2 separate regions of the Homo sapiens genome follow, and region 1 is linked to region 2. Evidence: read pairs that join two places in POLR2A ChIA-PET (ENCODE). Cell type or tissue: PC-9. All regions are shown on one strand. Links, peaks and the distances in the headings refer to the core of each region. The heading gives the core; the rest is flanking DNA. Region 1 overlaps SLC1A6 (solute carrier family 1 member 6). Region 2 holds the start of CASP14 (caspase 14).

What was found. ChIA-PET counts read pairs that join two places held together with the same protein. Peaks named below come from ENCODE experiments on the same cell type or tissue, not always from the same donor. Only the 100,000 strongest peaks of a DNase experiment are listed, where the experiment ranks them.
Region 1: POLR2A ChIA-PET joins it to region 2 with 28 read pairs; 5 of 35 experiments call an interaction of 5 or more read pairs at or near these places.

The regions. Positions count from the first base shown.
Region 1 is chr19:14,973,813-14,977,980 of GRCh38, reverse strand. All of the region lies in intron 1 of SLC1A6 (solute carrier family 1 member 6), which reads left to right. Among named protein-coding and RNA genes, the nearest start is that of SLC1A6, 4.0 kb to the left of the region's middle. In PC-9, for the core only: no CTCF peak of the experiment used is centred there; no DNase peak of the experiment used is centred there; H3K4me3 peaks cover 639 bases.
Region 2 is chr19:15,043,748-15,051,269 of GRCh38, reverse strand. CASP14 (caspase 14) reads right to left here and starts at 1,790. Exons shown (of 7, transcript NM_012114.3): 1 at 1,625-1,790. In PC-9, for the core only: no CTCF peak of the experiment used is centred there; no DNase peak of the experiment used is centred there.

The DNA.
Region 1 (4,168 bases), core at 1-2,500, 70 kb after region 2:
ATTATTAATTGACAATCATGATGGTATATACTTATAAGTGATGCAGACAGGACTGAGAAAAATTGATAGTAAGACATTCTCACACTGTAGCATTTTACTCTATTCTTAATTTTGTGTGAGTTAGGTTTCTGCTTTTTATCAACCACAGTTGGCAACTATTTTATGGTCATCAGGTGCTAAGATGCTGTTTTCTTTTCTTTTAGACAGGGTTTTACGCTGTCACCCAAGTTGGAGTGCAGTGGTACGATCATAGCTCATTGCAGCCTCAAACTCCTGGGTTCAAGCGATCCTCCTGCTTTAGCCTCTTGAGTGGCTAGGACTACAGGCACAGGCCACCGTGCCTGGCTAATTTTTAATTTTTAAAAAAGAGACAGGGTCTGGCTATGTTGCCCAGGCTGGCCATGAACTCCTGGGCTCAAGCGGTTCTCCAGCCTTCACCTCCCAAAGTGTTGGGATTGCAGGCATGAGCCACTGCGTCTGGCCCACAGATGCTAAGTGCTGTCTGCTCTTCTCCAGGGGTCAGCAAATTTTTTCAGCAAATGGCCCAAGAGTAAACATTTTGAGCTTTGTGGCCCGTACAATCTCTGTCCCAACAACTCAACTCAGGCATTGTAGCTTGAAAGCAGCTGTAGACAATAGGTAATGCATGAGTGTGGCTGTGTGCCAATAAAACTTTATTTACAAAAACAAGCAGTAGGCTGAATTTGACTAGCAGACCATAGTTTGTCAATACCGTATTATGTCTTGTAAGGAAGAGAAAGGAACCGGACAAAACTCTAGCCTCGGGAGTTTTCCTGACTGTTCAGATCTTAGCTGAATGATCTCCCTTGGTATCTACAGGCAACTTCCTGCTGTGGCTTAGGGACTGGAAACATAATATCCCAGAGGGATTCCCTGTGTAGTCTGTGGTTCACTCTTTGGGATTTTTTTTTTTTTTTTTTTTCACAGCAAGGAGAAGCAGCATTGTGGTTTCAGGAGATGGGTCCATTTGGAGCAGGATCCTAAGTGGGGCTTGGCATTGGGAATTTGGATTAGCTCTAGAGGACGCAGGATCTGGAAAATCAGGGCAGATTTCCCATCCCTTGGATATGGTGGGGAGTTGAGGAGGGCAAGGAAGATCCCAGAAAAGCCAGTGGCAGCAAAACACAAAGGCCAGGGACCTACGTACTGGTAAAACTGAGACCTCCAAGAAACCTGCAGCTCGACCTGGTTGAATTCAGGTACTGGGGGTGTGGCTGGGGTGCGGGTGAGAAAAAATATCAGGGAGCCTTGATCCCTTAGGAAGTAGATGGGGGGCAGCCGGGCGCTGTGGCTCATACCTGTAATCCCAGCACTTTGGGAGGCCGAGGTGGGTGAATCACCTGAGGTCAGGAGTTCGAGACCAGCCTGGCCAACAGTGAAACCCCGTCTCTACTAAAAATACAAAAATACTAAAAATAAGTAAACATGTGGTATTACACTTTGCTTCTGAATTATTGCACTTAAGAGAATGGCCTCCAGTTGTATGTGTGTTGCTGTAAAAGACACTTTATTATGGCTGATTACTATTCCATGATATACATAATGAAACATAGATAAAATACTGTAATCAACAATGTAGCAAGAAAATGTGATATTGATATAAATGTGATACAGATCTATTTATCTATAATATGATAAACTTATCTATATCACATTTTCTTTAATCGTCCATTGGTGGACACTTAGGTTGATTCCATATCTAGGCGATTGCGAATATTGCTGTGATGAAACATGCCAGTGCAGATATCCTTTTGATACAATGATTTGTTTTCCTTGGGGTGGATATTCAGTAGGGAGGTTTCTGGATGGGATGGAGTTCTTTGAGAAATCTCCATACTGTTGTCCTTTCCACTGGGTAGATCGAAAGGGAGCCCATGGGAGAGGGAGCCTAAGAGTGGGTCTAGAAGGAAGAACAGAATTCTCAGTATGCCTGGAAGAAGGGCACCACCCTTTCTTGGTTATGAGAACAGTGTAGGTTAGGAGGTATAGTACCTATAGCACACAGTGCTTTTAGGGACCCACAGAAAAGTCCCCTTCCCTTTCCTTCCCTTCCCCCTTCCCTTTCCTTCCCTTCCCTTCCCTTCCCTTTCCTTCCCTTCCCTTCCCTTCCCTTTGTCCCCTTCCCTTCCCTTCCCTTTGTCCCCTTCCCTTCCCTTCCGTTCCCTTCCCTCCTTTCTTTCTTTTTTTTTTTTCCTTTTTTTTTTTTTTTGACAAAGTCTGGCTTTGTCACCCAGGCTGGAGTACAGTGGTGCAATCTTGGCTCACTGCAACCTCTGCCTCCTGGGTTCAAAGCGATTCTCCTGCCTCAGCCTCTGGAGTAGCTGGGATTACAGGCGTGTGACACATCCAGCTAATTTTTGTATTTTTCATAGAGATGGGGTTTCGCCATGTTGGCCAGGCTGGTCTCGAACTCCTGACCTCAAGTGATCTGCCCACCTCGGCCTTCCAAATTGCTGGGATTACAGATGTGAGCCACTGCGCCCTGGCCGTTTTCATTTTTTTTGCTTCCCTTTTATTTTGAGTTGATACAAAATACTTGTACATATTGATGGGATACAGTGACATTTCGATACATGCATACAATGCGTAAAGATCAAATCAGGGTAATTAGCACATCCATCATCTCAAACATTGATCATTTCTTAATGTGTGAATGCTCAGAACCTTCTCTACTGGCTTTTTGGAAAATATAGAATAAATGATCATTAACCATAGTCCCTCTACGGTGCTGCAGAACACCAGAACTCATTCTTTCTATCTAGCTGTAGTTTTGTATCTGTTAACCAACCTCTCCCCATCCTCTCCTCCCGCCTACCCTTCCCAGCCTCTAATACAATTCTACTATTTCCCTGATGTTTTCATCTCTTTCAAAATCAGAAGACAGAAACAAGCATTTAGGTGAAAGAATGTTATAATGTAGAATATTAACATATTCATTTTAATTTTTAATTTTTTTAGGGTGGGTGCGGTGTCTCATGCCTACAATCCCAGCACTTTTGGAGGCTGAGGTGGGAGGATCACTTGAGCCCAGGAGTTGGAGGCTGCAGTGAGCTGCACTCCTGCCTGGTTGACAGAGCGACATTCTGTCTCAGGTCTTGAACTCCTGGGCTCAGGTGATCCTCCCCACTCAGCCACCCAAGTAGCTGGGATTACAGGCATGAGCCACAGCAGCTGGCTCAATTTTTAAAATTGAGGGGAATTCACATAACACAAAAGCAACCATTTGAAAACATATAATTCAATAGCATCTAGTATTTTCATTATGTTGTGCAATAATTGTCACCTCTATCTCGTTCTGAAATAACATATTTTTCTTTATATGAATGCAGTTGTGAAATAGAATTTTAATGTAGGCTTTTTTTTAATGAAGGAAGGGGTGCACAAAGAGAAAAGTTCCTCAGGCCCATGAAAATCACAATTTCTGAGCCGCCCTGTACACGTGAGGTGTTTAGTTGGTAGACAGATGGGCAAGTTTTAATTTTTATATGCATTTTATTTAATGTTGATGAAAAATATAATTCACATTTCAAGTAGGGGTCTAAAGTTTCCATTTTAGATACATTTTTAATTTTAATTTTAAAAGTATTTATTTATTTTTATTTTGAGACAGAGTCTCACTCTGTCGTCCAGGCTGGAGTGCTGTGGTGCGATCTCGGTTCACTGCAACCTCCACCTCCTGGATTCAAGTGATTCTCTTGCCTCAGCCTCCCGAGTAGTTGGGACTACAGGCACCTGCCACCACGCCTGGGTAATTTTTGTATTTTTAGTAGAGGCGGTGTTTCACTGTGTTGGCCAGGCTGGTCTCGAACTCCTGAGCTCAAGTGATCTGCCCGCTTCGGCCTCCCAAAGTGCTGGGATTATAGGCGTGAGCCACCACGCCTGGTTCGGTACTGTTTTTTAGGTAAGTGAATAAGGACACATGGATATGGCCAAATATAAAGAGGAGACGCAAAAGCCTGCAGTTTGGGAAACATCAGTACAGTGCCTGCCACCCCAGAGGGGCTCATGAACATCACACTGTGGCCAAGAATCATTATCATTTCATTCCCAAGGGACTCCCCGCTCTCCTGACTCCCCGCTCTCCCTGTTGCTCACCTGGGCATTCAGGCAGAATAGCTGCATTTACTGGGCACCTGCTGTTTGCCAG
Region 2 (7,522 bases), core at 3,005-5,504:
ACCTCAGCCTCCCAAAGTGCTGGGATTATAGATGTGAGCCACTGCACCCCACCGGGAATGCTTTTTTTTTTTCTATCTAGATCCTTCTCTGACAATTTTGGTGGCATAATATCTGCTATGCCTTCCCCCATCAACCATCCATTCATCTATGTTTTTATCCATCTATCTATCCAGTCACCCATCAATTCATTCATCTATCCATCTACCATCTATCCATTAATTCATCATCTATCCATCCATTCACCCACTCACCCTTCCATCTATTCATCTGTCCATCTACTTATCTATTAATCAGTCATCCCATCCACCCATCCTTCCACCCGCACATCTATCTAGTCATCCATCAATCCAATTTAACATCCATCCTTTTATTCATCAACCCATCCACCAATTTATCTTTCCACTTACCTATCTATCCACTCATCCATCCATCCATCCACCCACTCACACATCTATTCATCCGTCTGTCTACCCATCTATTAATCAGTCATCCCATATACCCATTCATTCTTCCATCAACCCATTTATCTACCCATCCATCTATCTATCCATCCACTTATTCATCCAACCACTCATTCATTCATCCATCCATCCATCCATTCATCCATTATCTCTCTCTGTCTTCCATCCCTCCATCTATTCTATCTTCCAACTATCCCTCCATCTAGCCCTCCTTCTATCCATTCCTTCATCCATCATCTCTATCTTCCATCTATCCATCCACCTATTTACTTATCCATCTACCCACCCACCCATCCATCCATCCATCCATCAATCCATCCACCCACCCACCCACCTACCCAGCAAATATTTTCTGGGTATCTATTATGTGTTATGCACTTAGAATCCATTAAGTAAGACAGACATGCTCCCTGACTTTCTGTCCTTCTGTAGCTCTAGTCTGTGACAGAAATGAATATTAAATCTCTCTCTCTCTCTCTCTCTCTCACACACACACACTCACACACACACACAGCAAGTGCTGTGACGAAAGAGGAGCCAAAGATTGTGAGGGAGGAAGTGGAAGGAGCATAGCCCTGGAGCCAGAACCGAATCCTGCCTCAGTCCCTTCCCAGCTGTGTGACCTTCGGCATCTCACTCTCCTCTCTGAGACTCGATTTTCCCATCCGCAAAGGACCTGGGGAGAGCTCTAGGTGCTTAACAGCAATGGTGACCCAGGTAGGTTTTAGGATCCCTCTTGACCTCCTGGAACTTTCCTCTTCCTTCTCTGGACTCTCACAGCTCTGCTTGCTCCTACTTGAATTACAGCAGTGTTTTTGATTCTTACTCTCATGGCTGAACTGGCAGCTCAGTTTTCAGGACTGAAAGCCTGACTTCATTATCTCTGTCTCCATCATGGCCAACAGTGTGGCAGGGAGCACAGAGGTGGTGTTGGAGAGAATTTGCTGAGTAAACAAATAAGAAAAAAATGAACAGATGAAAAGAAAGAGGGGATGGATGGAAATTTCTTCCATTCTGCCAAAACTGGCCAGAGCATTAATTCATGAAGGGAGAGGGAGCGTATGTGTGTATGTGCGTGTGTGTGTGTGTGTGTGTGTGTGTGTGTGTGTGAGAGAGAGAGAGAGAGAGAGAGAGAGAGGCTAATATCCACCAAATCACTTACCAACTCTAGAGGCAGCTGTTCCTCAAGGCCAAGTTCAATCTCACTACTCTCCTAGTTGCCAATACTGAGCTGGGCACCGAGGAGGAGTCAGGCCCACGTACTGATCTTGGAGAAGGGGCTGACAGTGTGGAATCTCCCGGGGTTTCTCCTGAGAAGCCTGGTCTATGAATCGGGTGGCACAATCACCTGGCCCTTTATTGTCGGTGAGTTTTCTGTCACTCAAGAAACCTCATGACACACCCTTGGCACACAGCTGTGGTGTGGAAATGGAGCCAACGCCAATGGGATGAGTGATCGCAAGGCTGAGGGGACTCCCTCTGGCAAAGGTGGCCTAGGCAGAGAGTCTAAATGAGTCAGATGTCTGTGCCAGCCCAGCCACAACCTCTCCCAACCCCCATCCCATAGCCAGCCCATCTGGTTATTACCATCATCATTATGCCTAGTTTATTCATCTCACCTTCCACTGTGTAGATAACACCGACTTCACTTAGTTATTATCTCATCGAGTCTTCAAGAGTCTAGACAGATCAGTATTTTTGCTCCCATTTTGCAGATGGAGAAACTGAGGCTCATAGAGGTGAAATGACTGCCCAAGGTCAGCAATTGGCACAGTTGGCATTCAACCCTATAAGGGGTGAGGTGTGGTGGGTCACGTCTGTAGTCCCAGCGCTTTGGGAGGCCAAGGCAGGAGGATCGCTTGAGGTGAGGAGTTTGAGACCAGCCGGGGCATAGTGAGACCCTGTCACTAAAATAATAATAATAATAAAAATGATGGCATATACCTATAGTCCTAGCTACTCAGGAGGCTGAGGTAGGAGGCTGGCTTGAGCCTAGGAGTTTGAGGCTGCAGCGAGCTAAGATTGTGCCTCTGCACTCCAGCCTGGGTGACAGAGCAAGACTCTGTCTTAAATATAAAAACAAACAAACAACCCCTAAAATGTTCCAGCCCAGTTGCCTTAACTGATGCATCATGATGATTCCTCTCTTCCTCCTCCTCTTATTATTTTTCAGCCATTTTGTTTCATTTTATTTCTTATGTTAATAGTGAAACCAAAGGCGAACCTGATTAAGCCCTCCAGACTTAATCTGCCTTGCGTTTAATTGCTTACTTACTTTTAATTGCTTACTTATAGTTGATCTTAAAAGCGCCACTAGCAAGTCACGTAGCCAAATAATGCATAACTAAACTCCCACTGGCTTCCTTACAGATAACATTTTTGTCTGTGGGACACTATAGTAATGGGTGCTTAAAGTTGTTTTTCAGGAACTAGGTAGGAGGCAGCTCTTGTTTAGTTTAAGCCAGTGGAGATCACTGACCCTTCAACTGCACCTATGTGGGTAGCTGATATCAGAGGGCCGTAAACTCCACCTTCAGATCATGCTAAATGCTATTTTTTGCACAAATGTCCTATCTAAAGCCATGTAGCTCAACCATGCTTGCTCAGAAATTCTGATTACCTCACCTTCCCTACCTGCCAGTCACCTTTCTCCGTACTTTAGATCACCCCGTTTTCTATCCCATAAGCACCCTCAAACCCTATTTTTGGGGAGGAGAATTTGAGACCTGTTTTACCACCTCGTCGCTTAATTGCCTCATGAACGAACTCTTCCTCTTCTGCAAAATCTGTCATTACATTGATTGGCTTGCTGCACAGAGGAAGAACAAACTCGGTTCGATAGCAACAGCTTAAATGAGATATAATTTACGTATTATACAATTCACCCACCTGAAGTGTGCAATCCAGTGGGTTTCAATATATTCACAGTGATGCAACCATTGCGTCAGTTCATTTTGGAACATTTTGTTTTTTCTTTTTTCGGAGATAAGATCTGTCACCCAGGCTGGAGTGCAGTGGAGCGATCACAGCTCACTGCAGCTTAAAACTCCTGGGCTTATTCGATCCTTCCACCTCAGCCTCCTGGGCAGCTGGGACTACAGGTGTGCACGTACATGCCTTGCTACTTTTTTCCTCAAGATTTTTTGTAGAGACAAAGTCTTGCTGTGTTGCCCAGGCTGGTCTCGAACTTCTGGCCTCAAGGGATCCTCCCCACTCGGCCTCCCAAAGTGTGAGATTACAGGCGCGGGCCACCACACCTGGCTCATTTTAGAACATTTTTATCACCCCCCAAAAGAATCCCAGTACCCTTTAGCTATCACTCCCAATCTCTCCATACATCCCAGCCTTAGGCAACCACTAGCCGAGTTTCTGTCTCTGCAGGTTTCCCTGTTCTGGATATTTCACAGAAATAGAATCATACACTATGTGATTTTTGTGTCTGGCTTCTTTCATTCAGCATGATGTTTTCAAGAACAGTATTGCAGGGATGTTGGTTTGTTGTCTCCTGTTTCATTTTGTTTTGGTTTTTAGAGAGCCAAGTGTTAGATGTCTTTCAGCAAACCATTGCAGACACTCCCATTCCAATTCCTTCCCCTAAGATCCAGCCTTCTTAGCTGACCAGATCCTATAAATCAATGAGATTTCAAGGAGGAGGAAGATAGCATCCACATGGTAGCATATATTAGAACTTCATCCCTTTTTCTGACTGAATAATAGTCCATTGTACAGATATACCTCATTTTGTTTATTTATTCATCTGTGGAGGAACATTTCAGTTGTGTTAGGCTTTTGGCTATTTGAAGGATGCTGTTATACATATTTATGTACAAGTTTTATGTGGATTTTTTTTTGAGACAGGGTCTCACTAAGTTGCCCAGGCTGGAGTGCAATGGTATGATCTCAACTCACTACAACCTCTGCTTCCCGGACTCAAGCAATTCTCCAGCCGCAGCCTCCCCAGTAGCTGGGACTACAGGCGTGCACCACCATGCCAGGCTAATTTTTTGTGTGTTTTTTGTAGAAACTGGGTTTTGCCATGTTGCCCAGCTGTTGTTAAACTCCTGAGCTGAAAACGATCCACCTGCCTGGGCCTCCCAAAGTGCTGGGATTACAGGCGTGAGCCACCACGCTTAGCCTGATGCATGTTTTAATTCCATTCCTAGTAGTGCAACTTTCTAGCAATACAGAAATGTTTTTTTTAGCAAAACTGGCCTGTTCTCATCCTTCCAATTCTTCCCTTTGCTTCCAGGTAGCCCAGGCACAAGACTGAGCAATTTCCCTTCAGTGCCTATTGCCGCATTGACTTACACACATTCGCAGTGTTAGTTACATAGGTGGGCCCGTTCTACAAAATTGTCCTGTTACTTGCCTTGTTCACCGAATTATGTCTGGGTCATCTTTCCATGTTAGCACATATGGAACAAACTCAATTTTTTTGTGTTCTTTAAACAACTATTGAGAATAACCTATGTGAAGAAAAGTGCGCGACTCTTTTTTTTTCTTTCTTTTTTTTTTTTTGAGACGGAGTCTCGCTCTGTCACCCAGGCTGGAGTGCAGTGGCGTGATCTTGGCTCACTGCAACCTCTGCCTTCCGGGTTCATGCCATTCTCCTGCCTCAGCCTCGCGAGTTGCTGGGATTACAGGCACTCACTACCACACCTGGCCAATTTTTGTATTTTTAGTGGAGATGGGGTTTCACCATGTTGGTCAGGCCTGTCTCGAACTCCTGACCTCGTGATCTGTCCCTCTTGGCCTCCCAAAGTGCTGGGATTACAGGCATGAGCCACCGCACCCGGCCTAGTGCACAACTCTTAAATGTGCAGCTTGATAATTTTTTTCAAACTGAACATATCCACGTGACCGACAATTCAGTGGTGCTATTGAATCAATTCTGCAATGGCATAAAAAGTACACACTTTTCACTAAAAGAGAAACAAAACCCAGGAAAACACCAAATTAAACTGGACATAACATCCTACACTTACCCCATGCCAAAATTTTAGCTAAAGCATGCTTTTGCTGTCTTCTTCCTCCTTGAAATCTCATTGTTTGACAGGGTCTGGTCCGTTAAGAAAGTTGGATCTTAGGGGAATCAGTCAGGACTCGGAGTGTTTGCAATGATGTGTTGGAAGATGTCTAACACTTCGCTCTCTAAAAACAAGACAAAATGAAGCCAAAAAACCACAACAAATCAACATCCCCCAATACTATTCAGCCATAAAAAGAATGAAATCCTGTCATTTGTGGTAACATGGATGGAACTGGAGGACAGTATGTTAGGTGAAATAAGCTAGAAACAGAAAGTTAAACAGCACATGTTCTCATTCATGTGTGGAAGCTAAATAAGTTGATTTTGTAAAAGCAAAAAGTGGAACAGAGGATGTTAGAGGCTGGGAATGGTAGGGGGAAGAGAGGATAGGGAGAGATTTGTTAAAGGATACAAAATTACAGCTAGTGCTGTTCACAACAGCAAAAACATGGAATCAACCTAGGCGCCCATCAACAGTGGACTGGATAAAGAAAAGTGTTATATATATATGTGTGTGTGTGTGTGTGTGTGTATGTGTGTATATGGTGTATATATATATGGTGTGTGTATATATACCATGGAATACTATGCAGCCATAGAAAATAACAAAATCATGGCTGGTTGCGTGGCTCATGCCTGTAATCCCAGCACTTTGGGAGGCCGAGGTGGGTGGATCACCTGAGGTCAGGAGTTTGACAACAGCCTGGCCAACATGGTGAAACCTCATCTCTACTAAAAATACAAAAATTAGCCAGGCGTGGTGGCGCATGCCTGTAATCCCAGCTACTGGGGAGGCTGAGGCAGGAGAATTGCTTGAACCCAGGAGGCAGAGGCTACAGTGAGCCAAGACCGTGCCACTGCACTCCAGCCTGGGCGATAGAGCAACACTCTGCCTCAAAAAAAAAAAAAAAAAAAAGAAAGAAAAAAGAAAAGAAAAGGAAAGAAAACAACAAAATGATGTCGTTTGCAGCAAAATGGATGCAGCTGGAGGCCATTATCCTAAGTGAATTAATGCAGGAACAGAAAACCAACCACCACATGTTCTCACTTATAAGTGGGAGCAAAACATTGACTACTCGTGGACATGAAGATGGAAACAATAGACACTGGTGACTACTAGAGGGAGGAGGGCAGGAGAGGGGGTGAGGGTTGAAAAACTACCTACTGTGTCCTGTGCTCACTACTTGAGTGATGGGATCATTCATACAGCAAACCTTAGCATCATGTAGTGTAGCCACTGATATGGTCTGGCTCTGTGTCCCTACTCAAATCTCATCTTGAATTGTAATCTGAATTGTAATCCCCAGGTTTGGGGGAGGGACATCGTGGGAGGTGATTGGATCATGGGGCCAGTTGTCCCATGCTGTTCTCGTGATAGTGAGTGAGCTGTCCTGAAATCTCATGATTTTATAAGGGGCTTTTCCCACTTTGCTCTTCACTTCTCTCTCCTGCTACCACGTAAGACGTGCTTCTTCCCCTTCTGCCATGATTGTAAGTTTCCTGAGGCCTCCCCGGCCATGGGGAACTGTAAGTCAATTAAACCTCTTTCCTTTATAAGTTACCCAGTCTTGGGTATTTCTTTATAGAGTATAAAAATGGATTAATAAACTCATGTAACAAATATGCACATGTACCACCGAATTTAAAATAAAAATTGAAAAAGAAAGATAAAGGTAACTTCAAAATGGTAGAAACATTTTATGGCATTTTTACTTGCCCTTGTCCCCCGCTCTATCTCCCCACCAAAAAATACAGCTAGGTAGGAAGAATAAGTTCTAGTGTTCTACAGCACTGTAGGGTAACTACAGTAAACAATAATATATTACATAGTTTCAAACAGCTAGAAGGAGAATATTGCATGCTCCCAACACAAAGAAATGATAAGTGTTTGAGATGATTGACATGTCAATTACCCTGATCTGATTACTGTATGTCATATGCCTCAAAACATCACTATGTACTCCATGAATATGTACAATTATTATGTGTCAATTAAAAAATAAAGAGGATGGCCAGGCGTGGTGGCTCACA